Linked DNA regions of Mus musculus: regions 2 and 3 are each linked to region 1. A link is a loop called in an ENCODE intact Hi-C map of the cell type or tissue named here. Cell type or tissue: left cerebral cortex. All regions are shown on one strand.

Region 1 (8,000 bases):
GTGAGTTCCAGGACAGGCAGGGCTACACAGAGAAAGCCTGTGCCTGTCTTAAAAAAAAAAAAAAACCCTCCAGAAAAGCTAGAAACAAACCACATTGTTAGTAGGCAGCCCACACCATATGTTGTATAGTTTGGAATCTTGGTAAATCTACTAGAATCTAGTTGTAGCTGAACCTCATCACTATATGGTTTCACTCAATTTATCTGCTTATTTAACAGGGGAAATTAAAGCTAGTGACTAGAAACTCATTGCCTTCTCAATTAAATGAGAAGGCAATAAATTCTAATTTCTGAAGTGGAACCACAGATGCCTTTGAAAATGCCATATGTTGCTCAATAGTATGATCTAGTATGATCATCTGTTCTGTTGTTGTTGTACTTAGACAGTTGTTGCCTTTGCCTGAAGCATGCACCTCATCCTCCTGCCTCCACACCATAAGTGCCACCCTCCCAGCGGTGTGACCCCTTGTCCCAGCCCTCTTTCTGGATTTAACGTTTTAAATTTCATTACTAGAATGACACATTATCCTAACTGTGTGTGCGCGTGTGCATGGCGGGGTGTGTGTACATGTGCCTTGGTGCGTGCTGGCTGGCAGTCAGGGGGACAACCAGAGAAGCCAGTTCTTTTCTTCCACCTTTTTGGGGCGTGCAGGATGGAGTTCGGGCCATCAGGCTTATACTGCAAGCAGCTTTAACTGCCGGTCTCACAGTTGTGGGTACGCACCAGAGATGACTGCTCGGGCATGGGTTAAAGCCAATAGGAAGTCTTTAATAGCCATCTGGTGTTTGGGATCCCAGTATAGCCCCGGGCCTTTCTTGGGGTGAGCTTTTAAGCACAAAAACTTTTTTTCTTTTTTTTTTTTTTTTTTTTTTTTTTGGTTTTTCGAGACAGGGTTTCTCTGTATAGCCCTGGCTGTCCTGGAACTCACTTTGTAGACCAGGCTGGCCACGAACTCAGAAATCCGCCTGCCTCTGCCTCCCGAGTGTTGGGATTAAAGGCATGCGCCACCACTCCAAGCAACAAGACTATATTCTGGGCTGGCATATTCCAGAAGCTGAACTACAGAAGCTAAGAAGCAAGGCTAGTACATTTAGAGCCTTTCCCGAACTATGGACTTCGATGGATTAGGTCTTTGTTTCGTTTCAGCAGGTGCGGCTGCTTTATGTTCTAAACGGCTTTTCATGGCGTCGGATGTGCTAAGATCTGGGGCCTACTAAATTCTGCGGCTTTGTTACGCTCACCAGACCTCGCATGGTCTCTTGTGGGCTCTAATTTGTCCCGTGACAGAGGGCAATAAGGCTCTCTCGGCTGGCCTTACTTCATTCTTGTCTATGAGCTTAAACAATTCCATATTAAAAACCATCACAGGGCCGGGCGGTGGTGGCGCACGCCTTTAATCCCAGCACTCAGGAGGCAGAGGCAGGTGGATTTCTGAGTTCGAGGCCAGCCTGGACTACAAAGTGAGTTCCAGGACAGCCAGGGCTATACAGAGAAACCCTGTCTCGGAACCCCACCACCACCACCACCACCAAAAAAAAAAAAAAAAAAAAAAAAAAACATCACAGGAACTTTATGGAGTCCGAGTTCTTCAGAACACTGGGGTCTCCAGGAGTGAGGGGGAGAGCTCTCCACACTTGTCTATTAAATGCACCGAGGCATCGACTCTGGCCGCCTCCTCCTCACCGGTGGCCTAATATCTTGCAGAGACTAGAATATCAAAAGGACTCCATAAGTAGTAAGTATCTACTGAATAAACACCAAGAAGCCTAGCTGAAACAAAACACTGTCTGCTGTGTTGTGGTGCACACATTCAGATATGGTCAAGTTTGGTCCCCAGTGCTGAGGACTGAGCCCAAGCTGCAAGCATTACAGACACAGGTACTCTCTATCATCAAACTACCGTCAAAGCCCCAAACATTTTAAAACCCAACTGTTTCTTAGACACTGGAACACATACAACTTGTCCTAGAAATAACCAAACTATGTAAACAAAGCTTTCCTTTCAGGTAAGATGCTTTTGGGGAGAGAGTACAATTGACCAAAGACTTTGAATGAATGAGAGGCTGTGTGCTCAGCTAGCCATTCACAACTGCTTGCTAAAAGCTTGTCTACACATTACCCTACACACCATTCATTTACGCTGTAACTGTTACTAATCAGCCTAAATTAACAGAGTCCAACCTTGTTTACACCAATAAACACCTATTATGTAAAGCCTGAGTGAAAATGGTCTCCAGCGGCTCGTTTTATGCCCACATGATCACAGATCTAACACCTATCTTCCCGTCCTTTAATCTAGCATCCTTTTTTTTTTTTTCTTAGTGTTTCCATAGAATCTGACAACGACTTAAAAAAAAAAAATCAGACTCTGAGAGTTGACAAGAAACCCAGAGTTTAATGCCAGCTTGAGAAATCTCTCCCAAGGCCTTGCACCACTCTCTGCCTCATCCCTCACACGATGTGGAAGCTGCTTCTCTCCAGCGCGAGACAGAGGCCACACCCTCCCTACGTCCTGTCTTCTCTATACCCATGGAAGGAGTTACAGAGACAAAGTTCAGAGCTGAGACGGAAGGAAGGACCATCCAGAGATTGCCCCACACGGGAATCCATCCCATATACAACCACCAAACCCAGACACTACAGCATATGCCAGAAAGATTTTGCTGACAGGACCCTGATATAGCTCTCTCTTGTGAGGCTATGCCAGTGCCTGGCAAATACATAAGTGGATGCTCACAGTCAGCTATTGGATGGAACACAGGGCCCCTAATGAAGGAGCTAGAGAAAGTACTCAAGGAGCTGAAGGGGTCTGCAACCCTATAGGTAGAACAACAATATAAACTAATCAGTACCCCCCCCCCAGAGCTGTGTCTCTAGCTACATAGGTAGCAGAGGATGGCCTAGTTGGCCAGCAATAGGAGGAGAGGCCCTTGGTCTTGCGAAGATCATATGCCCCAGTGCAGGGGAATGCCAGGGCCAGGAAGCAGGAGAGTGGGTGAGTTGGGTGGGGAGCAGGGCGGAGGGAGGGTATAGGGGACTTTGGGGATAGCATTTGAAATGTAAATGAAGAATATATGTAATAAAAAAATTACACCGCAAAAAAAAGACTAAACACACCTACATTTCAGACATAATTAATGTGTTAATAACTTTTATACAGTCACATAATTTATAAACTGAGTTTAACTCAATCTTCCATTTAAATAAATGAGGCCAAACACAAACAACATCCACAGGCTGCTATTGACCGTGAGCTTACAGATACATCCATCTGTCTCAATGGTGCTCAGTGGAGAGTTACAGTTAAAAGATGTATGGGGTATTTAGGATTCTTGCCCTCAACACTGACAGTCTCCGAGTCACAGCCATGCCCTCTCCTGTTTTGCAGCGCTGAATCCACAAGCACACTGTGCAGTTGCATTTGTCAGTACTGCAACTGTTTGAGCCAAGGCAATGCAGCTTCAGAGAAAAGACAGCAAGGATGCCTGCCAACATCTGGGAGGGACATAAAATCCAAGATCCAGCTGTCACCTACTCCTGCCCTGCTGACTTTGAATGCAGTACCTTCTGAGCCACCAGCTACTTCAAAGCATTTTTGTTCGGGTGCTTTGTGTATTTTCCACCACGAACAGTGGAATCCCACTTAGTCCTTTAAGGATCAGAAAAGCCTACCTAGGGAGGCTTTGAGTTTCTCTGTCAATGTCTTTAACTGAAAAACAATACGAAGAGTGCCCATGTCATCAGAATTGTTAACGCCAAAGGTCAGAGGCTGTCTGTGGCCTGCTGAACACACTGCCAACGTGACATAACACCCAGCAGCATCTGTGAACTGATATATCGGAGCATGTGAATCATGTATTAAGTGAACATTAAACACCACGCAAGCTGCAGATCGAAGTGGAGCGGGCGAAACGTGCCTTACTGTACACAGAATGATCTCCCTCCTGGCAAAAAGCCAGCTCAGCGCTTTCTATTGCGAAAATTTTAACCAAGTGAGCAGGTGAGTAAGTGATTCAGGCCAAATTTTCTTTGGGTGCTTCCGGGAAAGTAAAAAGTGCAGGATCAAAGAATGTTCCGGCCTCTTAGAAAGCAAGGGACACACTCTGCTCTCCATGGTGCCTTCCCTGAGAGTGTCCGGGGATCCTACGGAAGAAGTCTGTGTCTTGCAGGCATCAGAGAATTGCAGCGCTCTCTTGGGGTTTGACGTTTTCTATCCTAGTCTGGGTAACAAATCAGGGCCATTTTCGAATTAAGACAAGCGACAGAGTGGGTACTGCCTGTTTAGCCCCTGCCTCTTCCTCCCGGACCCTCAGCCCTTGGTCAAGGCTCAGCTTGGCAACAGCTGGGAGGGACCTCGGCCCTGATCTTCCTTAGAGCCCAGGCTGTAGAGGATGCTCACCTGGGCGTCGCCCTTGCCATTCAGCCCACAACAAGGTCAGGTCCGCATCCGCCCGCAAAAAGCGCAAGAGCTGCACAAGGGGCAGGATCAGCGCGCACAGCGCCAGCAGCCACAACAGCAGCTCCCAGCTCATCGCTGTCCCTTGCCTACCCGACTCTGCCGCAAGCGGAAGACAGTCGGCGCCCGCCCTCTACGCGGCGGGTCACAACCCGGGGCTCCGCCTAGCGAGTCCCCGAAGGTGGGGCTCCATCTGTGTCCCGGGCTGCACCACGGCGTCTCTGCGCGTCCCTACTGCGTGCAAGACTGCCGGGGTGTTGCAATAGAAGGCATGGAATCTTGGGAAACTGCTGTTGGGAGAGCAGTCAACAAGATTTGTGAGGGCATGAAGGAGTCTTTAACAGCTGTTTTTAGGACGACTTTTCAGGGCTTTGGTGGTGCCTTGGCGAGAAACAAAACAAAACTTTGATCACTGCCCGCTCCGACCCCGAGGCCCCATCCCCCGCTCCACGCTGGGAATTGTGCCCAGGTCCTTCTTCGCGCTGGGCAAGCTCCCAAAAGCTGAGCCAAACCCTCACTCACTCTTCCTAATCTGTTTTCCTTTCACTTTAAGCTTGTGGACTGAGATAAGCATACCGAAGTAACTCAGCACTTGAACTGGGTTGCCCTCGTGGACTGGCCGCTTATATTTAGAAAAACATTACAAATGATACTCATATTTGGCCAAAAGTTGGCTATCATGGCCCAGAGTAATCAGAACATAAAACTAACTGGGCTAGAAGGCAACTGTTGCTAAGTTCCAGGAGCTAAAAACACTCAGGTTGGTGTCCTCCTGCCACCGTTTGTAAATGATGCCATTATCATTTGACAGCATTTGAATATGGAAAGGCCTCTGTGCACACTAATTGCTCTGTTCTTTCTTCTGTGTTTGTTAGTATTGTTTTTATAAATTGTCACTTTTTTTTTTCCGAGACAGGGTTTCTCTGTTTCTACTTTGTAGACCAGGCTGGCCTCAAACTCAGAAATCCGCCTGCCTCTGCCTCCCAAGTGCTGGGATTAAAGGTGTGCGCCACCACGCCCAGCTGAATTGTCACTTTTTTCATTGCAGTGAGAAAAGGTTTACAAAGGTCTATATTTTGCATCTTTAGAGTGATCTATGCAGGAAATATTTGAACTAGTGTTAATCAGAAATTGCTGTGGTATAGTTCAAGGTGCATGTCAGTTAGCTAAACTTTTGGACTGCCATTTGGAATAATATTGGTCAAGAATTGCTCTAATTGACGTATCACCTGGGCCATGTGAATTTTATTTTTATTTTGTAGCACATTACTTTTGTAATAAGATGTCTTAAAATACCACACAGAGTCTCATGATGAATCTTATCCCAAATGTTTCCCCTTCTGTAAAAGGACAGGACTGCAGTGGATCTAGTGTTCCGATGGGTCACAACCCCAAGCTGTGGGGATGAGGGATCTGAGACTGGGACATTGGGCTTGGGAGACTGGCAGGAAGCTATGATCTCTTCCTGTCCACCCCTAGGGATTAGACCCGGGTGGGTGCTGAGTGTCGAAGTGCCAAGGCAGAGCTTTAGAGTGTTTTTCCGTACTGGAGCTGGAGAGGTGGCTCTGCTGTTAGAGGCACTTGTTGCTCTTGCAGAGAACCTGGGTTCAATTTCCACACCCACATGGCAGCTCACATCTGTTGGTAACTCTTGTCCCAGGGGATCCATTTCCCATCTCTGACCTCCGAGGGCATCAGGCACTCACATGGTGCACAAACATACTTTCAGACAAAACATTCATGCACACAAACAAAAAAAGCTTTACTAACATGACTTTTTTTGCCTTGTTTTGTTTCATTTCAGGCTCTCACCGCGGAGCACTGCTTGTGCTGGGACTCACTATAGAGACCACCCTGGCTTCAAACTCAGAGAGATCACCTGCCTCAAACTCAGAATGTTTTATGTTAACAAACGGAACACTTAGTTGAACACAATAACTGCACATGTTGGTTTGGAGGAAGCACTCCTAACCAGGATGATTCATAATCATCATATTAAAAAATTCACTTTTAAAACAGTGATCTCTAACTCCTTAAAAAAAAAAAAAAAAAAAAAGATTCACTTTGGGGTCCGAGGAGATGGTTCAGCAACATGACTTGGCCAGACCATGACATCCAAATTTTGTTAAAATGTTAGTCTAGATGCTACTGTGAGGTATTTTAAGATTTATTTAACATTTATATCAGTAGACTTTCAATAAAGCACATACCTACCCCCCATAATGTGGGGAGTTCAATCAGTTGAAGTGTTATGAGAAAACAGCAGAAGGCTAGGAAGATCTTGCTTCCAGACTGCCCTTGGGTTCCAATTACCTCGCCTCTCCCCTGAATTCCAGCTGCCTGTGTGCTAGGGACGTCAGGCCTACTGCACTTGAAAGCCATGTGAACCAATTCTTTACCATCACTCATAAATATGTATGTGTTTTTGTTTCCCTGGAAGACCTTGACTAGTTAAAAAAAAACTACAATAAAACCACATGACAGTTTGGGCATTAGAGAAGGAAAACACAAACCAATGTCAACTTCAGAAATTATTTTTCACTTGAACAATAGCATTATTCAGTAATTCATGTTGGAATCCAGTTATGCCCTCCCCACCTCGTGTGTGTGTGTGTGTGTGTGTGTGTGTGTGTGTGTGCGCGCGTGTGTGTGTGTGTGCGTGCACGCTTAAGTTCAAACCCAGGGCCTCAAAAATTCTAGGCAAGTTCTCTACCACTGAGCCCAGTTATATATTTAGTGAGCCCATTTCAATCATCATTAGATAACATATCTATTATGATATCATAATATATAATATATTATAATATTATAATTTTAATTATAATATTATTTCCTCATTTCTTCTGTTCAGCAGTGAGAAAGAATAGACAACAGGAGGCTTGGACTCCGGGGTCTGTGGTAATGACACTGAACACAGCCAGCACCAGGATTGCATGTCAATTCCAGTGCAGATATCACCACAGAACCTGGGAAGAAAGTGTTGAAGACAAGAAGGACAGGCGAGCAGATGTGGGGACTCTCCTGAGACCTGTGTGCTCATAACAGAGCAGGAACAGGCTGGGTCTCGGGAAGCAGCGGTCCTTAGCTGTGCAGTTGTAGTTTTAACAAACACACTCGGCTGGCCTGGCACTCACTACGGAGACCAGGTTGGCCTCAAAGTTCTGATCCTCTGCATCCTGAGGACTGGATTACAGGTATGTGCCACCATGACCGTCTCAAGCTGGCAGAATTTTAACCACTTAAATGTAAAATCTAAATAACTAAAGGGGCAAAATCCAAGCACTAGCTACATCCACTCGAAACATCATTTCCTCTCTGAACAGGGAAGTTACACAATGATGAGAGACCCACTCACTGCGGCTCTCTCACCTGTTCCCCTTTGAAAGGGTGGCAACAGCTTTCTTCCCTTTTGTGCCACTTCTTCCGGAAATCAGGATTGCACTGTAGAAACAATGTAACTATTGTTCCAGACTCCATAATTCAACGCAAACAGCCTTCTATGTTGGGACAGAAACCTTTCAACAGCAGAGGGGGAGGGGGGAAC
Region 2 (8,000 bases), 310 kb after region 1:
AAAGAGAAGAGAAAACAATGTTAGGAGAGCCCCCTGGTGGCATACTGAAGTTCTACCATCAGGAAAGCTGGTGAAAAATAAAGGATGTAGAGAAATGAACCGGCTAGAACAGGCAGGCAGTCTCCATGCCCCCTGACTCCTCCCCGGCGTACCTTATCATCATTGCTGTCGAGCCAGGGGGAAGACGGGGAGAAAGAGTTAGAGGAAATAGAGAGAAGGAGCTACAAAAAGTAGTTTCTCAGATTCTAAGAGTGATCCCTTAGATCTCAGTATACAAAAGTCGCCTCGGTATACACACACTCGCTCCAGCGTGTGCGTGCGTGCACACACACACTGTACACACACACACACACACACACACACACACACACACGCACACACACACGCACTCACGCACGTACGCGCGCAGACCAACAGTTTTCATCCTTTACCCAGAAGCCCCCATTCTACACTTTCAATTTTTCATTGTCTGGGTCCCATTGGTTAAAATGAATCAGAAACTTCTCACAAGGGCCCAGAAAGCCATTTTAATGGGTTTAAGGAATCCATTATAGGTTTCTGGTGCATAGCACAGTTTGAGAAACACTGGTTTATGATACTGATTCCTACAACGAGGAGAGATCTTACTTCTGAGGTACCTAATCTAAAAATGCACAAACAATTCAAGGAGATTTTGTGACCCAGGTTCCCAAGCCCCAGCCTTAGGTGTTCTGCTGGATATCGCTAGGCTGGGATCAGACACCTGGGATAAAGAAGCGCCCAGGTGATGTCGATGGCACAAGGACCTATGTCCTGTTCTTGTTTCTTTGTCAACTTGGTTATCTGGGAAGAGGAACCTCAATTGAGAAAATGCCTCTATCACTCAAGTCTGTAGGGATTTTTTTTTTAATTAATGATTGCCCTCTGGGGAGACACCATCCCTAGGTAGGTAGGCCTGAGTTGGATAAGAAAACTAGCTGAGTGAGGCGCGAGCCACAAGAGGAATGAGCTCAGGGAGCAACCCATGAGCCGTGGGAGCCAGCCTAGGGCCAGGTGAGCAAATGATCGATCCGATCCATGGGAGTGGGCAGTAAGCAGCCTTCCAATTCAGGTTCCTGCCCAGCTTCCTCAATGGTGGACTGTGATCCATAGGAGCTGTAAGGTTAAATAAACCCTTCCCTCCCCACGTTGCTCTTGGTCTTTTATCTGAGCAAACCAGGGCAGGGAGCACAGAGAGAGAAGGTTAGGTAGGAGATGCGTGCTGTAAGATGCACAAATCCTCAACTCTTGTAAATGGATGCAGAAGGAAAACTTGCCACCAGACAAATAAAAGGTTGTTTGTTTTTAATATAATGTCAACCTAAGACCGTCTTTCTTTTATAATGTCTTCTTAGGATTGGTCTTCCCTCATGAAAGTGCCACCACACTAAATAATTCTCCTCTACATCACCCTGAAATCAGGCTGAAGGTGTTATTAAAGTCATTATAACTTAACTGGCCATTTGCTATCTAGCCAATGGAACTAACCATCATAGATAATTATCTTATAGGAACAAACTGTGGTTTTGTAACAATGGTCTAATTTACTCATTTTGGCTCGTGGACGATATGCGTATATGTTCACGCAAGTGCAAGCACTCCCATGTCATAGCACACACTAGAAGTCAGAGGTTCTCTCCTTTACCTTGTGGGATGTGGGAGTTGAACTCAGGTTACTAGGACTTCAAGCAAGCACCTGTACTCACTAAACACTAATATAAAAGAAACTCATTGACTCAAGACTTTAAACGTTTCTTTAATAAGTCCCGTGTAAGTTGGGGATTAACAGATTCATTTAATTTTTCATAATTCTGTCTTGAGCTCATGGATATGCCAAGTAATAACTTGTAAACTTCAGCAGAAACTGAACACTTAAATTAATATTTAATTTGAGCTCAGAATATGTAAATGCTAATTTATACAGCCCTAAGTCTTACTGAATAGCTGTCTTTATAATGCCAGCTGAATCCTACAATATACAATGCAAAGCAATTGAACACATTAATATTTAACTATTAAGAAGTATGTATTATGTCCACATATTAGCATCATACAAGTCAAGCCTGGTGGTATGATTTTACAATCCTAGCTACTCGGGAAAGTGAGCAAGTTCTAGGACAGTCTAGGCAAATTTGTAACATTCTGTGTCAAAACAAAAAAAGGGGTTAGGGATCTAGCAGGTATGAGATGCTAGGCTCAATACCCATTATCACTCTAAAAAGTCACATATGAATCAATCATACTTACAATTTACTATGTAATAAGAATATATTGCATGGACTTTATGTACTATAATATACCTAAATAATCATGAGCAATCTGCTTAAAAACAAACACTATCATGAGATATTAAGTGACAGTTTTTATGACTTTGGAAGTGAAGAGGTTAGAAGGAGGTGAACACTGAACCCCATGTTCATGCCACTATCCCAAAACAGTATCTTAAAAAACACCTGTTTTAATTTTCTTAGATTTTAGACCGTATAGGTCAGTCTGTCTGTTCGTCCTCCGAGGCCATTCCAAACTTTGAAAGCTAAAACGACCACTGACAGACTAAACTTGCAATTGTGCCCTACTGATCTCACAGTGGATCAGTTAGAAAAGCACACAGAGGCAAAGGCCAGGGCTCGCCTGCCCTGCAAAAGCCAGTTCAAAGCAGCTTCATTTCCAAACGCTGGAGAAACTAAAGCTTTCTAAGGTTAACACCTCACATCCTCTCTGTGTGCCTTAAAGAACTTCGATACATTTTTGTTATCCCTCCTGCTATAAGCTGCCTCCTGCTGGATTCTCTGGAGGAAGAAGATAAAAAAGGGGGCCTTCAGAAAAAGGCAGTGCTCTTCCTGTTCAGGAGGATGTGGGATGTGGCGGAAGTAAGAGGAAAACACACATTCCCGTCCTACCTGGCTGCCGAGCTAACTCATCCTCCCTGGGGCTGCTCCTGGCAATCCTGTGCTCCTGGGCAGCATCCAACGAGCACCCCCTCCCCCAGTAGAAACAACTACCACTTTAAGGAGCTCATGCCCTCCCAACTTGGGTTCTGTTCAAAGTGTTAAAGAGTCCCCAGGTGTACATTTTAACATGGGATCTGCATTTCCCCCGTCCCCTGGTCTTTTGAAACATCCATAAACACCTAATAACTTTTCTTACCAGAAATACTGCTTCGATTGTATTTTAAAAAGAAAAAAGAAAGAAAGAAAGAAAAAAAAACCGTAAACTGCAATTCAGCGCCTGAGAACAGCCCCTCCCACCTCCACTCCAGTCTTCCCAACCCCCCTTCGCCTCCCCCAACCCCACCCTCCCATCCCCAGCAAAGGAGATTCCAAAAGTTCGTTAGGCCATCCCAAACCACAAAATAAAAACTCAGGGGATTTAAATAGTAAATACCATATTTTCCAAGAACGCCTGAATACCTTTAAGTAAAAATTATCTATTCCCCCAGTAAGATAGGAGGTGGAACTCCGGAGAGGGAGTTCTTTTCAGTCAGATGTAAATACACGCAAAGCACGGAGAGGGAGAGGGCTAAGAAAACAGCTTTTCAGTTCAAACGCAAAGATAACAGGACGCCAGGATCTTCGGGTGACCGCAGCCCTTACAGCAGAGCAGCAGCACCACCTGGCGTACAAGAAAGCTCTCTGCTCTGTTTTCTTCTGGCTAGGCAGCCTGTCTCCACAGCTCAGAGACACTGTCACAGGGCCCCAGCTGCAAGACAGTCAGTCTCCTCACTGACCCTGTTGTGATCGTTGTGGTCGCTGGCCCACCGATCCTGTTGTGAGTGACTGGTCTCTGGCCCACCTGTTGACAGCAATCTCTTTCGGACAAGAGCCCATCTTCCATCTTGTTATGAGTACCCCAGCCTGCAGCATGGAACTTGGCAAACGATAGAGATTCAGAAATGGCTCACAAATGAAAGATTCGGTTAAATGTTCAGTTGGGGGAAACAAATCACTCCTACTACCAATACCAAATGTTTCCCATCAACTAACTCTGCAGGTTAAATTGTAGACGTTTAGAATTCAGTTAAATCCAAGAAATTAAACAAGCTTTGAGCTATAAAAGTGCACTGAAGTGACTGGAAATGCCAGTGGAAAATACAGTACTCACAACTGGCTTATCTGAAATAAGTAAAAATTCCTTAACTAGGAAACCCAAGTCCTAACATGCAAAGCAATTCATCAGAATTATGGTACAAATTCCCACAAATCACACTTAAATCACATCTGAAATGCTAGGACCAATGCAAGATACTTAAAAATTTGTCTGATAGGGCTGGCGAGATGGCTCAGTGGGTAAGAGCACTGACTGCTCTTCCAAAGGTCCTGTGTTCAAATCCCAGCAACCACATGGTGGCTCACAACCACCCGTAATGAGATCTGACACCCTCTTCTGGTGTGTCTGAAATCAGCTACAGTGTACTTATGTATAATAATAAATAAATCTTTGGGCTAGAGCAAGTAGAGTAGACTAGAAGGAACGGGCTGACCGGAATGAGCAGAGGTCCTAAAAATTCAATTCCCAACAATCACATGAAGGCTCACAACCATCTGTACAGCTACAGTGTACTCACATACATTAAATAAATAAAGAAATAAATAAACAAATAAATAAATCTTTTTTTTTTAAATATGCCTGATAGACTAAATGCATCGCAGCCAATGCATGGGCATCCTTCATCTGTCAACAACCACAGCAGCAAACTTTCAAGAAGGCTTTCAAGAACAGCCTCTCCATCCAAAACTTATGAATTCCAAGGCCAGAGAACAGTATGACTAATTGTAACTAAAATAAAAACCAGCTGCTTGAAGCACGCCAGTAAGCACACATAAAATGCTGAGAGCCGTGCTCTGTGTTGTGTGGGGCTAGAGCAAGGTACAGAATGGTACCTTGGAAGCAGAGGTAAGTTTAAACCAGCTGCAGCCTGTGCCCAGGGAAGACTCTATGCTACTAATGTCTCACTACAAACTGTCAAGGGCGAGAAGAATTCCTGGTGGGATTCCATGGCAGAAGTCACACTGGTCATATCTTTTTCAAGGAACCAACTCCTGAAACAATGTCACCAAAAGGCTGGAAACATGATTTGTCTATTTCCTCATGGATGGAAATTAGTTTTTAGCTGTTTAGTACCCATCATCTATGAATTACATGAGAAAACACACAAAGTGGCCCTTCATGCTTCTAACGTTATTATTGCTTGCTTTCTTTCTTAAATGTGCCAGGTAAATGTTAGAGAACAGATACTTTTGTAACTTCAGGAGAAACATATCAAAACACTAATGTTAAAACTTAAAAGCAAGCCAGGCCTAGTGACACTCACTTTTAATTGCAGTACCTCAAGAGATAGAGCCAGGCAGATCTCTGTGACTTCAAGGACAGCCTGGTCTATATAATAAGTTCCAAGACAGCCAGAACTACATAGAGAGACCCTGTCTTGAAAAAAGAAAGAAAGAAAAAAAACTCATAGATAAAAATTTAAAAGGAACTCTCTGGTAGTTAAATTCTGTTTGGAATTGAGGATGGTTTTTGTTGTTGTTGTTGTTGTTTTAATTCACACACACACACACACATACACACACACACACACACACACACACACAGGCACACACGCACTTACACACAGCCATGCATAGGGACTGTAGCTTCGGTTTACAGAATGTTTGCTTAGCATGCACAAAGCCCTGAGTTCAATCGCCTGAGCCTTATGAGCCAGGCATGGTGGAATACAGCTGAAATCCCAGCACTTAGGAGGTAGAGGCAGGAAGATCTGGAGTCCAAGGCATTGTTCAGTGACATAGGAAGTTTTGGGGCTAGCCTGAACTCAATAGTTATCATAATAGCCAGTCACTCTGAGTGTGGTGGTGGATGCTTGTAATTCCAGTACTTGGGAGGCAGAGGCAGGAGGATCACCACAGGCTCAAAGCAACAAACAAACAAACAAACAAACAAACTATTCATCATGAAACGCCACAGGGAAGGGAAGCTGTGCTTTGTCATTGTCCTGGCAATGTCGGTAATCTGGACCTAAAATGAATGGCACAGTTGTACACACAGCTGTGGGAAGGCTGTGTCTGTTTTCTTTGAATATTTGCAGATTAAGGGCACACAAGAGATGCTTGGGTGCTGTGTGGACATTTGTGCTTGTTATCTTTCACAGCAGCCACACTGAAATAACTATCTGCCCCCAACCCCACCCCAGACAAGGAAATCAAGTCCTGGGGACTCAGATACCTTAGCTACCCGGAGCCAGTACGTATGTCAGGGTGAAGGGTTTTATCTCTAAGACTCTGCTAAGCATGTAATGTGAAAAGGAGACATAAAACAACCCGCAGAATGCAGCTGGAAAGAGAAAATGCTCTATTGAACTCCACCGAGCTAAAGGAGGAGAGAGTCATTTACAAAGTGCTCCAGTTTCATGTCTCCGCAGGTGAGGGGGCACAGTGTCACCACCAACAGGAATAGATAAGACTGATCATGCGGACGAAATAGCAGACCGAGGAACCTAGCTCCTACACAAACCTCTTATACAGAATTGCTCCATCCATGCTCAGCTTCAGAGAATAAGGGCACCCTCTAGCTCCGTGATTTCTAAACATAAACCAGGAGGCTCTAAGAGCATCTGTCCTGAGCTTGCTGTGAGCCAGGCTTTGTCTTGAGAGTCTCTTTACATAAGCACTACTATCTCATTTAATCATAGGCAAGACAGTGCTGAGCTAATATGACAAAGGTCACTTTTCTGGGAAGTCGGAGATTTAGGAAAATAGTTGTGCCAGGGCCCCAAGCAAATCCATGGAATCCGGATCTCTCGAGATAAGGTCAGAGCACTAGTGATTTGGTTGAAGTCTTGCCTGAGTAAAGGCTAGTATGAAGCCAGGCTTGGAAGCAAGGCAATTTCACACACCCCGAGACTCTGGGATGCAGCTGACATCTTTAACCTACTCATCCCCAGATGATTCCTGGGTGGGTCCACCATCACATACGGCAGTGGCTCTCCTCGGGCTTTAGCATCCATCAAAACTTGCTGGGAGCCTGTGTTTCCATGAAGTTACCCATGATGCTTCTAATCCTGACTCGAAGGAACCACGTTTCTGCCATTGGGGGGGGGGGGAAGCTATGTTTAGACATGAATATTAACATAAACAAATGGGGGGGCACTGTTGGGGTAAAACTTTCCTAATGGAATCTGAAGTTTCACAGCTACAGCGGCAGACACTAATAAATCCAGACTTGGAAATCCGAGGCAGTAGAATCCTGATTTTTAAAACCACCCTGGGCTAGAGACCCTATTTTCTAAACTCATTGTTTTAAATTTCAAATAATTTATGCATTGTGACATAACATTCTTGTTTTCCAAGCTGTGAAATATAAAGCCCATATTTAATTCATTTGTCTGTACCAAAAACCTACTAGGCATCTGGCTAGATTTTTGCCCATGGCCTTAATCACCAACCTCGAAACTGTACACTTGTACTTCTGAAAATAAACTGTACACTTCTGAAAAACGTTTACTTGCGAATACCTACATAATGGAGTCCAGGTTACTTTAACAGATCTGTAGTTGAGAAGATAGATGTAGGCCAGGTATATAAAGTTGAGACTCATGTGCATAAGAAAATATAAGTGGTGGGATTAAATGGACTTTTTTAAAGGTTATTTTGGCCCAGGCATGCATTATATGACCTGCTGATCTCTTTGCTTGGAGCCTCTGGTAAGGTTGGCACTTGGCAGAATGACGATACTTATGTCACGGGCCAAAGAGCAAACAAGGGTAAAGAAATGGTCAGAGTCCTACAATCATCTCCACAGGCACACCCCGGAGACCTAAGTGTCGCCAACTGGGCTCCATTCCCAAAGGTCCATCACCTCCCAACACTGTCACCCTTCAGACCAAGCCTGTAAGACAACATCCAAACTCCAGCAGCTCCTTCCAGGAACACGATGGGATTGTAGCTCTCTGCTTTCCTTAAAGCTAAGAATGGCCGTGTAATTTG
Region 3 (8,000 bases), 97 kb after region 1:
CAGGAGGCACAGAGGCAGCAGAAGATGGCTGGCTACCCCGCCCCCCACCTCAGTGGTGATGTCACACAGGGCATTGAGTCTAATCATTCCCACTCTTTAACAGTCCTGTAGACAGCTGTTTTTCATTACCATGATATGGTGAGGGGGGAGAGGGAGGGAGGGGATGGGGTGGGGTACCCCATCCCTGAATGAGATCAGTTTAGGGCTATCTCATATGTTCAAGTTCAGGAGAAAGTGGGTAACAGAAACTGCATTTTGGATTAAACTATTCAAATCAAGAAAGAGAAAAATGAGGGCAAGAAAGGAAAAGGAAATAAAAGGAGTACAGAAGAAAGGGAGAAGAGAGTCAAGAAGAAAGCAGACAAGAGGATACATGAAGTGGCTATGGGAGAAACAAAAGCCCAAACCAGGTAGTGAAGCAGACAGAGGAAAGGACAGATGGATCTCTGGCCTACTTGGCTTTGTGCTTGGGTAGTGCTCAGCTTGCTGTGGAAGGATGGTTGGCTGGCTGGGGGAGGGGGCTTCTCAGGCATCCTGGAGGATCATTTACATGCGGGGTGGGGGTGGGGGAGCACTCTGAGAGGCCTGGGTTAGGCCACCTCAGGACTGAGCCTCTGGATGCATCCATCATAGTTATTCAATAAGAATGTAACCCCCCAAATTTTTTCTTTTAAAATCAGGATTGTAGAGGAAAGGGAGAGAGTACTGAGTTTAAATTAAATACCTCATCTTTAATAACGGAGAGAGTATTGAGTATACTAGGCTTTAATTTCATATATTAATAGTTTTAGGGGTTTGTTTGTTTTTATTTTTTGAGACAGGGTTTCTCTGTATAGCCCAGGCTATCCTGAAGCTCACTCTGTAGACCAGGCTGGCGTCTCACAGAGATCTGCTGGCCTCTGTCTCCTGAGTGCTGGGATTACAGGTGTGTGCCAGCACTGGCCTACCCTAATAGTTCATGTTTCGTATTAAGTGTATTGGGCTTTAGCTTCCCTGTGTCTTTGCCTCAAGTCTCTCAAGTCCTAGGCAACGGGAACACAGTAAGTTCAGAACTTTGACACTTTACCTTTTGACTTCCTTTCTCTGTGTGTGTGTGTGTGTGTGTGTGTGTGTATACATATATATGCAGAATATGATGGTTTTAGATATGTAAAATGATCAAACTGATATTTAACCAAGACTTCAACAGGGGTTAGAGGATTAATTAAAGTCTTACAGTTAAAACCTGAAAAACAGTTATCCCTCTTATTTCCAAAGTCCCTTTCCTCATGGTGGTCGCATCTACAATCCCAGCACTCAGAAGGCTGAGGAAAGTGTGAGTTTCAGGACAGCCAGGGCTATGTGTTTCTGAGGTAATATGTGCATATTGTGTCTAAGTGTTAGAAATTCAGAGACTTAATCTTGGTGACTTGAGACTGGTCATAAAGGAAGAACTAACACCTGGGAAGTAGCAAACACAACAGATAAAGGCTTGGCTGTGCCTTCTTGTCTGAATGTAAGAATGGGATTGAGAAAGGCTTCCTGTAGGAACTAAGAACTTCCTGTAGGAACTGGGCGTGCCACATCTTTGACTTTTACTTGGCTGTTTATTTTTGAGACCCTGTTTCAACACCACCACCAAAAATTTGATAATAGAAGGGAATATCAAAATCAAATAACTTTCATTAGACAATATTAATGTCTAATTCCGAGTTCCTAAATGTTAAATTTATGGCCCACAAGTTTCCTCATTCACACTACAAATGGTGTCCAGAGACACAACTGACTGGCTGTCTGTGATATACTGACTGGTCAGACTCCTGGAAAAAGAAATCTCATCATTATATTTTATATATTACATACTATATCAAATTGTATTTTTTCTTACCTCTTCTGTTACTCAAGTTTTCTTACAAAGATAGGACAGAGAGACTACAGGAATGTAAACCTAAAAACCCAGACAAAAACCTCCCAATTTCCTATCATGTGTACTGCCACAGATGACTCAGCTCTTCAACGAGAAAATGTATTGTTTAAGAGCACTGTAGACAGGTGTGGTGGTAGGGATGTGGAAGCAGGAGGACCAGTTAAAGTAATCCTCAGTTTCACAAGAGTCAGCCTGGGAAAGCCAAGACTCTGTACACACACAGACAGACACACAGACACACAGAGCACTAAATGGTGGCTGTCACAACATGACTTTTGTATGCCCATCGTGCAGTAACTTGTTTTAAGTATTAATAGTAGTACTAAGAATTGAGTCAGGTATGGTGGCACATGCTTGTACTATCAGCAATCCAGAGGCAGTCTGGGAGGATCCTTGTATGTTTGAGGCCAGCAAGCACTACATAGAGACCTTGTCTCAAAAACAAAACAAGCACATAACAAAAACCCTAACCAGGGCTGAGGACAGAGCTTAATGGTTGAGGACTTGACATGGTTTTAATCCTCAGCATCCCCACTTAACAAAACCTAAACAACATATTGTATATAATAATAAAACAGCATTTCATTAAAAGATTTCGCACCTAATTTCATTTATTTCTGCACTTGTATAGAAAAGAATTAAGAACTGTATAGTGAATTTTATTTTTACTTTATATACCTGGAGGTGCTACAAATTCATCGTATTCCCAAAATACTGAGTGATTTGGAGGGTCAGTGAAGATAGTGTCTGCTGGGAATTGGCAGTCTCACATGTGGTCCTGCCATTGATGTCAGGTGTAAAAGTGAAGAAAAGGGAATCATCTTCCATAAGTCGTGGTGAAAATATCAGAAATGGTTACCACAACATCCAAAATAGAGAAATAGTTTGCGGGATGACAGCCGGCAAAAGCAGGTTGTATTTGATCTAAGAGTCAAGACAATGGAGTGGTTTATAAGAGACACGAAGTAGCGGGGTGGCAAACTGCAGTAAGCACCAGAGAAAAGGGGAAGGCCTTACTGAAATTAATCTTGTTACTGGTCTGAACTCAATTTGGCTAATAGTTTTAGTATTTTTTTTTTTAAAGCATTAGCCTATTTCAGCGGAATATATGCTTTTTCTTTGTATTATATCAGAATCTCTCTTAAACTTCTATTCCTGCGAATTTGGTTGTAAGGGTTAAGCTGGTGACTGAAAAGCTGGGAAGGCACACCCAACCAATGGGAACTCATACTGGTGATGTACTGCTTTCCAGCTCTGATTCATTGGCTGCCTAGGGTTTGTCATTCTATCCCGGCGTCGGCAAGCAGCGTGGGTCGGGTTTTCTGTGGTCGAGCTAGCTAAACTGGATTTTGGCCGCCTGCACGTGCAGTTACCTTTTGCTCATCTCTAGCTCTCCGTGAAAGCAGCTGTCACGTTTCTGATTATCCTCTAGATTTTGAAAAACCCTCGGTTCCATTAGCCCCACTGGAGGTCTTTGGAGGTGCCCGTTGAGCCCGAATCACGTGACCCCGTAACGTGCACATAAATACAATTCGGAATCCCTGCAGGGACTCGGGGACAACCCGCGAGAAGCTCTAGCTAGGCACGTGTCCCAAGGCGTGAACGGTTTGCACACGCACGTCTGCGGTATGGCCGCGGCACTCGTGTGCGCCTCGTGGGGTCGAAGGGGCAGGCTGAGTCCCCTGTGCCGGGCGCTAACCGAGACTGCACCTGGAGACCGGCGTCCGTAGGCAGGTGTAAGAGTCGGGTGCGGACGACGACGACAGCCGGGTTTGGAGAGGCCCTCTGCGCCCTAGCGCGAAGGCCGCGCGCCTGGCTCGCACCCAGGACGTCCACGCTCCCTAGGGATCGGCCCGCGGCAGCGACCTGAGGAGCAGCGCAGGGCAGTGACGTCACCGCCGCCCCTCCCCCGCCCAAGCCGCAGTTCCGGCCCTCCCACATCCGGGTCTCTCCAGCCCATGGGCCGCGCCGCAGCTGCAGGGCCGGGGGTGGGGGAAACGGCGGCGCGGGGCGGGGCGGGGCCGGGCGAGGGGCAGCGGTGTCGAGAGCGCGCGTGCGCGGGGCCGCGCTAGAGGCGGCGGCGGTGGCGGCGCTAGGGGCGGGAGCGCGCGCAGGAGCTAGAACGCCGTGGTCTCCGCGCCGGCCGGGTCCGCAGCTCGGGATCGGGTGGCTGGGGCGGGGGGAGGGGGGCCCAGGCAGGTGGGGCGGAAAGCGATGAGTCCTCGGCGCCTCCTCCGCCTCCCGCGGGCCCCGCTCTCTGCCTCCCGCTCCGACGCCCGGATGATCTGAGCCGCGAGGGCTCCGAGAGCCGGGGGCCCGGACCCAGCCCGGCTCCTCCCCTCCTCCGCCCGGGCCCGGCCGCCGTCGCGGGACCCCGTGCCCGGCCGCCGTCGCCACCGCCGCCCCGGCCGACCGAGGGACCCGCCCGCCCGCGGCTGCTCCGGGTAAGCGCGGCGCGAGGGCGAGGAAGAGGGCGAGGGCGGGCGGGCGGAGGGCCTGTGCGGCGGCGGCCAGGCCTGGGGCCTGTAAACAAGCCGGGCGTCTGCCCGGGCGATCCCGGGAGGAGACGCGACAACTCCACCCCCTGGGCGGCCTCCTCCCCGAGCCCGCGCCGGGTGGCGAGGGGTTAACACGCGGCGGGGGCGGAGGCGGGGTGTGTGCGGCGGCTGGGAGGGGGCGCGACCCTCGGCCGGGCGGGGCGGACACTGGCGGCCGCGGAACTTTCGGGGAGCCTGCAGCGGGGTCTCCCCTTGAAGCAGATCAGCCCGTGAGTTCACTGGATTTGGAGACTCACCCGCTGGGTTGAAAGTGAGGCCCCCAACTCAGTAGTGATGCCTCCATTTCATTCATTATTCCGGCTTGGAGCAAACCCATTGAAGTAAACTACAGGTTTTGCATCATTTTGGCCTGATATATTGGAGGAAAGTTCTTTATGTTAGAGTTTAGTTTAGGCTTGGCTCCCTTCTGCTTGTAGGTTGTAAACACACTCGGATCCCCTTCTTGAAAGACAGCTGGCTGTGGAGAGCCTTCTGCCAACTGGAGTTTTAGATCTTTTGCAAATTTCATCATCCAAAGTGTTTTTCTCTTTTCTCAAACACTACACGATACTTAGAAATCCACAAAGGTCAGAGTCTAAGCAATCTACGATGCCGCCCCCACCCCAAGTTTCCTGATAGTTGGAATAATGCTCCTGGTATATTTTTAACCGCGCGGTTAGAGTATAAGGAGATTGGCATTGTTTGAGAAGAATAAATGATTTTGACGTTACGAAAATGAGTAGTTTTCCACGGTTCAGAGAAAAAAACAAAAACAATCTTTTTAAACCCTGGCTTTCAGATTTCAAACATGACTACTACTGGATGGAGGAGAAGCCTGCTGAAGAATCATAGAACTTAAATGATTGTTTTCTGGGCCTTAGGATTTTAGGGTTTCTGAGGGCTCACTACATAGTGCTTGGTTCTCACCTCCCTTTAACCTTTTCTGTATTCTGGGCCTTTGCCAAAGATTATTTCTGTAGTTACAGATGAGGAAACTAAGGACCAGAAAGATAGTGAGCACACACCCACATACTTATCTTCAATACCGCCTTTATTGCCTTAATGTCTGCTTGACTGTTTAATAATTTGAAGCACAAAGCAGATCATCTTCCCAGTGCTACAGTTCTGGGCTGCATTTTTGTGTGTGTGTGTGTTTGTTTGTTTTGCATTGCTGGGGATAGATTTAGCTCGGGGCCTCTTGAATGGTGCAAGACCAAGTTCTCCTCACTTGTCTTGTATATACCTGATTGAACAGTCAGCTATGTTGGGATGACTGCTTTTAACCTAGAAGCTTACAGCAGTAATACCTTGAAATTATAATGAACTATATGTGCAAGTTTCTTCAAACATTTGTATTAATACTAAACACTTTTACATCTGGGGAGTAATTATGTTGGTGGTATCAAATATTAAGATGGATAATGTTTTATATTAGTTGTAATACATGTTTGAAAAATAGTAAAATTGGCCACTGGAAGCATCAAGTTGCTTCTTGCAGGGTTTGTGTCCCTATTTTTCACATGGAATGAATGACTACATTTCAGTATGAAGGGCTGTAGTGACCAGCCATAATTATAGTATAACCTGTTGTAAGGAATGGTGCTCTGCCAGAAATGTGCTCGAAAATATCTGTGCCCAGGGACAAGGCATTTGACCCTTTGAGCTTTGGAATCAGTAATGCCAAGGGGTAGATTACATCATCACATGTATATTTATTATTATTCTTTTGCCATTCTGTGACTGTTGAACATACCTTTAACAACTACATACCTGATAGACCTGCTACTTAGATGTTTTACCATTTTGAAGTTGTTTTTCTTTCTGGGCTCTGTTCTATTGAGTTTGTGGCCCGGCTTTAGGGAACCTTCCTGTAGTGGCCTTCACTGATCTTTCTTTCTCTTGCCATTGGGAAGCCTAGAAGATGTCCTGGGACATCTTTGGGGACAGCATGCACCTGAGACAGCATGTTTGAAGAAGCTGGGGTCCTCAGTGGTTGGATATGATGAGCATTATAAGAATACATTGTGAGCTTCTTTGTGTCTATGTGTCCGTGTGTCTGTGTATTTTGGTTCAAGCCAAGTGTTGTTGATCTTGTCTTAACTTAAACTTTTGTTTGGAAATTCACCTAATATCTAGTTGTCATCTTCCCCACCCCCCTACCAAAATGTATAGCATCCTCTTTTGTTGCCTTGTAAATATTGCTAAGTGCTTACTAAATGTCTGCATCTTTCTAATTTTTTCAAACCTCACCTTGGCTGTTTACTTTATGGCCAGTAGAATGTATTGCTGTTCTTAGTCTATACTGATACAAAAATAATTCTGATATATATTTGATGTTCCTTTCAAACAATCATCTATTGTCTGAGTAGTACCCGTGAGTGCTTTTCATCTTTAATCAAATTAAAAGACAGTTTAAAAAAAAAAAAACCGGGCTCAAGGGGAGTTGACACAGTTAAACTAAGCCTTGGCCCTGTGACATATGCAGGATGGCCCTCAGGAGAGCAGAAGCACAAATGTGCGGCTGTTAGATTTCCTGTATTGTTGTCATGCTTGCCCTGTCTTCAGGTAACACAAATACTTATCAATTCAGTGGCCTCATGGGTTACTTTGTTGTTTTTAGCAAGAATGTATGTATTTTTTGGCATGTTATAAACCATTCTCATTTAAGAAGCTTGGATTAATGTATAAAGAAAGGCTGACTATATTCTTTATTTTTTCTTTCTTCATGCTTTCTAATGTTTCATGTTCTGCATATTATATGACATCTAAAATTATTCATTTATCTATTTATTTATTTTGAGTTTTTTCGAGACAGGGTTTCTCTGTGTAGCCTGGAACTCACTTTGTAGACCAGGCTGGCCTCAAACTCAGAAAACCACCTGCCTCTGCCTCCTGAGTGCTGGGATTAAAGGTGTGCGCCACCATGCCCAGCTCTATTTATTTTTTGGGACAGGGTCTTACTACATAGCCTTGGCTGGCTTAGGATTCGCTATGTAGACAGGCTGGCCTTAAGCTCACAGAGATCCATCTTGTCTTGATGCTTGTCTCCCAGTACTGGGATCGAAGGCACATGCCACCACACTCAGCTATAAGTAACACCTTTTTGCTTCATTATGTGTTTACAGAATGAATGAATGAATGAATGAATGAATAAAAAAATATATATAATGATTGTAATCTTTATATTGCCTGTCTGAATACTACCAAGGCAAGAAGAGCCAGAGAAAGTATTGAGTGTGATAAGCTCTATCTACCTTTACATAAACATTTTTTTTATGTATACAAGCATACTGTAGCTGTCCTCAGACACACCAGAAGAGGGCATCAGATCCCATTACAGATGGCTGTGGTTGCTGGGAATTGAACTCTTGACCCACAAGAGCGAGCAGTTAACTGCTGAACTCTCTCTCCAGCTCATGACTTGACAAATGTTACAAGAAACTAAGAAGTGCAAATTTATATATGTTGAAAAACCTGGCTACGAACATTTGTTGTTTTTTTTTTTTCTTTTTTCTTTTTCTTTTTTTTTTTCAGTAAAGAACTGAGATTTGATTTCC

The links. Hi-C counts contacts between places; a loop is a spot of excess contacts. Peaks named below come from ENCODE experiments on the same cell type or tissue, not always from the same donor. Only the 100,000 strongest peaks of a DNase experiment are listed, where the experiment ranks them.
Region 2: it touches region 1 in a loop (2.8-fold over the local background); 2 of 42 quality-filtered maps call a loop at or near these places.
Region 3: it touches region 1 in a loop (6-fold over the local background); 10 of 42 quality-filtered maps call a loop at or near these places.

The regions. Positions count from the first base shown.
Region 1 is chr12:72,660,230-72,668,229 of GRCm38, forward strand. It overlaps Dhrs7 (dehydrogenase/reductase (SDR family) member 7), which reads right to left and starts at 4,599. Exons shown (of 7, transcript NM_025522.5): 1 at 4,400-4,599. The coding sequence starts at 4,532. In left cerebral cortex, a CTCF peak has its summit at 4,576; DNase peaks (open chromatin) are centred at 3,638, 4,155, 4,605 and 4,901; H3K4me3 peaks cover 1,969 bases; H3K27ac peaks cover 1,263 bases.
Region 2 is chr12:72,973,282-72,981,281 of GRCm38, forward strand. No RefSeq gene overlaps it. Among named protein-coding and RNA genes, the nearest start is that of Six6, 37 kb to the left of the region's middle. In left cerebral cortex, CTCF peaks have their summits at 43 (motif pointing left) and 3,633; DNase peaks (open chromatin) are centred at 46 and 3,621.
Region 3 is chr12:72,757,282-72,765,281 of GRCm38, forward strand. It overlaps Ppm1a (protein phosphatase 1A, magnesium dependent, alpha isoform), which reads left to right and starts at 3,930. Exons shown (of 6, transcript NM_008910.3): 1 at 3,930-4,350. In left cerebral cortex, a CTCF peak has its summit at 7,757 (motif pointing right); DNase peaks (open chromatin) are centred at 454, 3,257, 3,795 and 4,669; H3K4me3 peaks cover 3,534 bases; H3K27ac peaks cover 2,360 bases.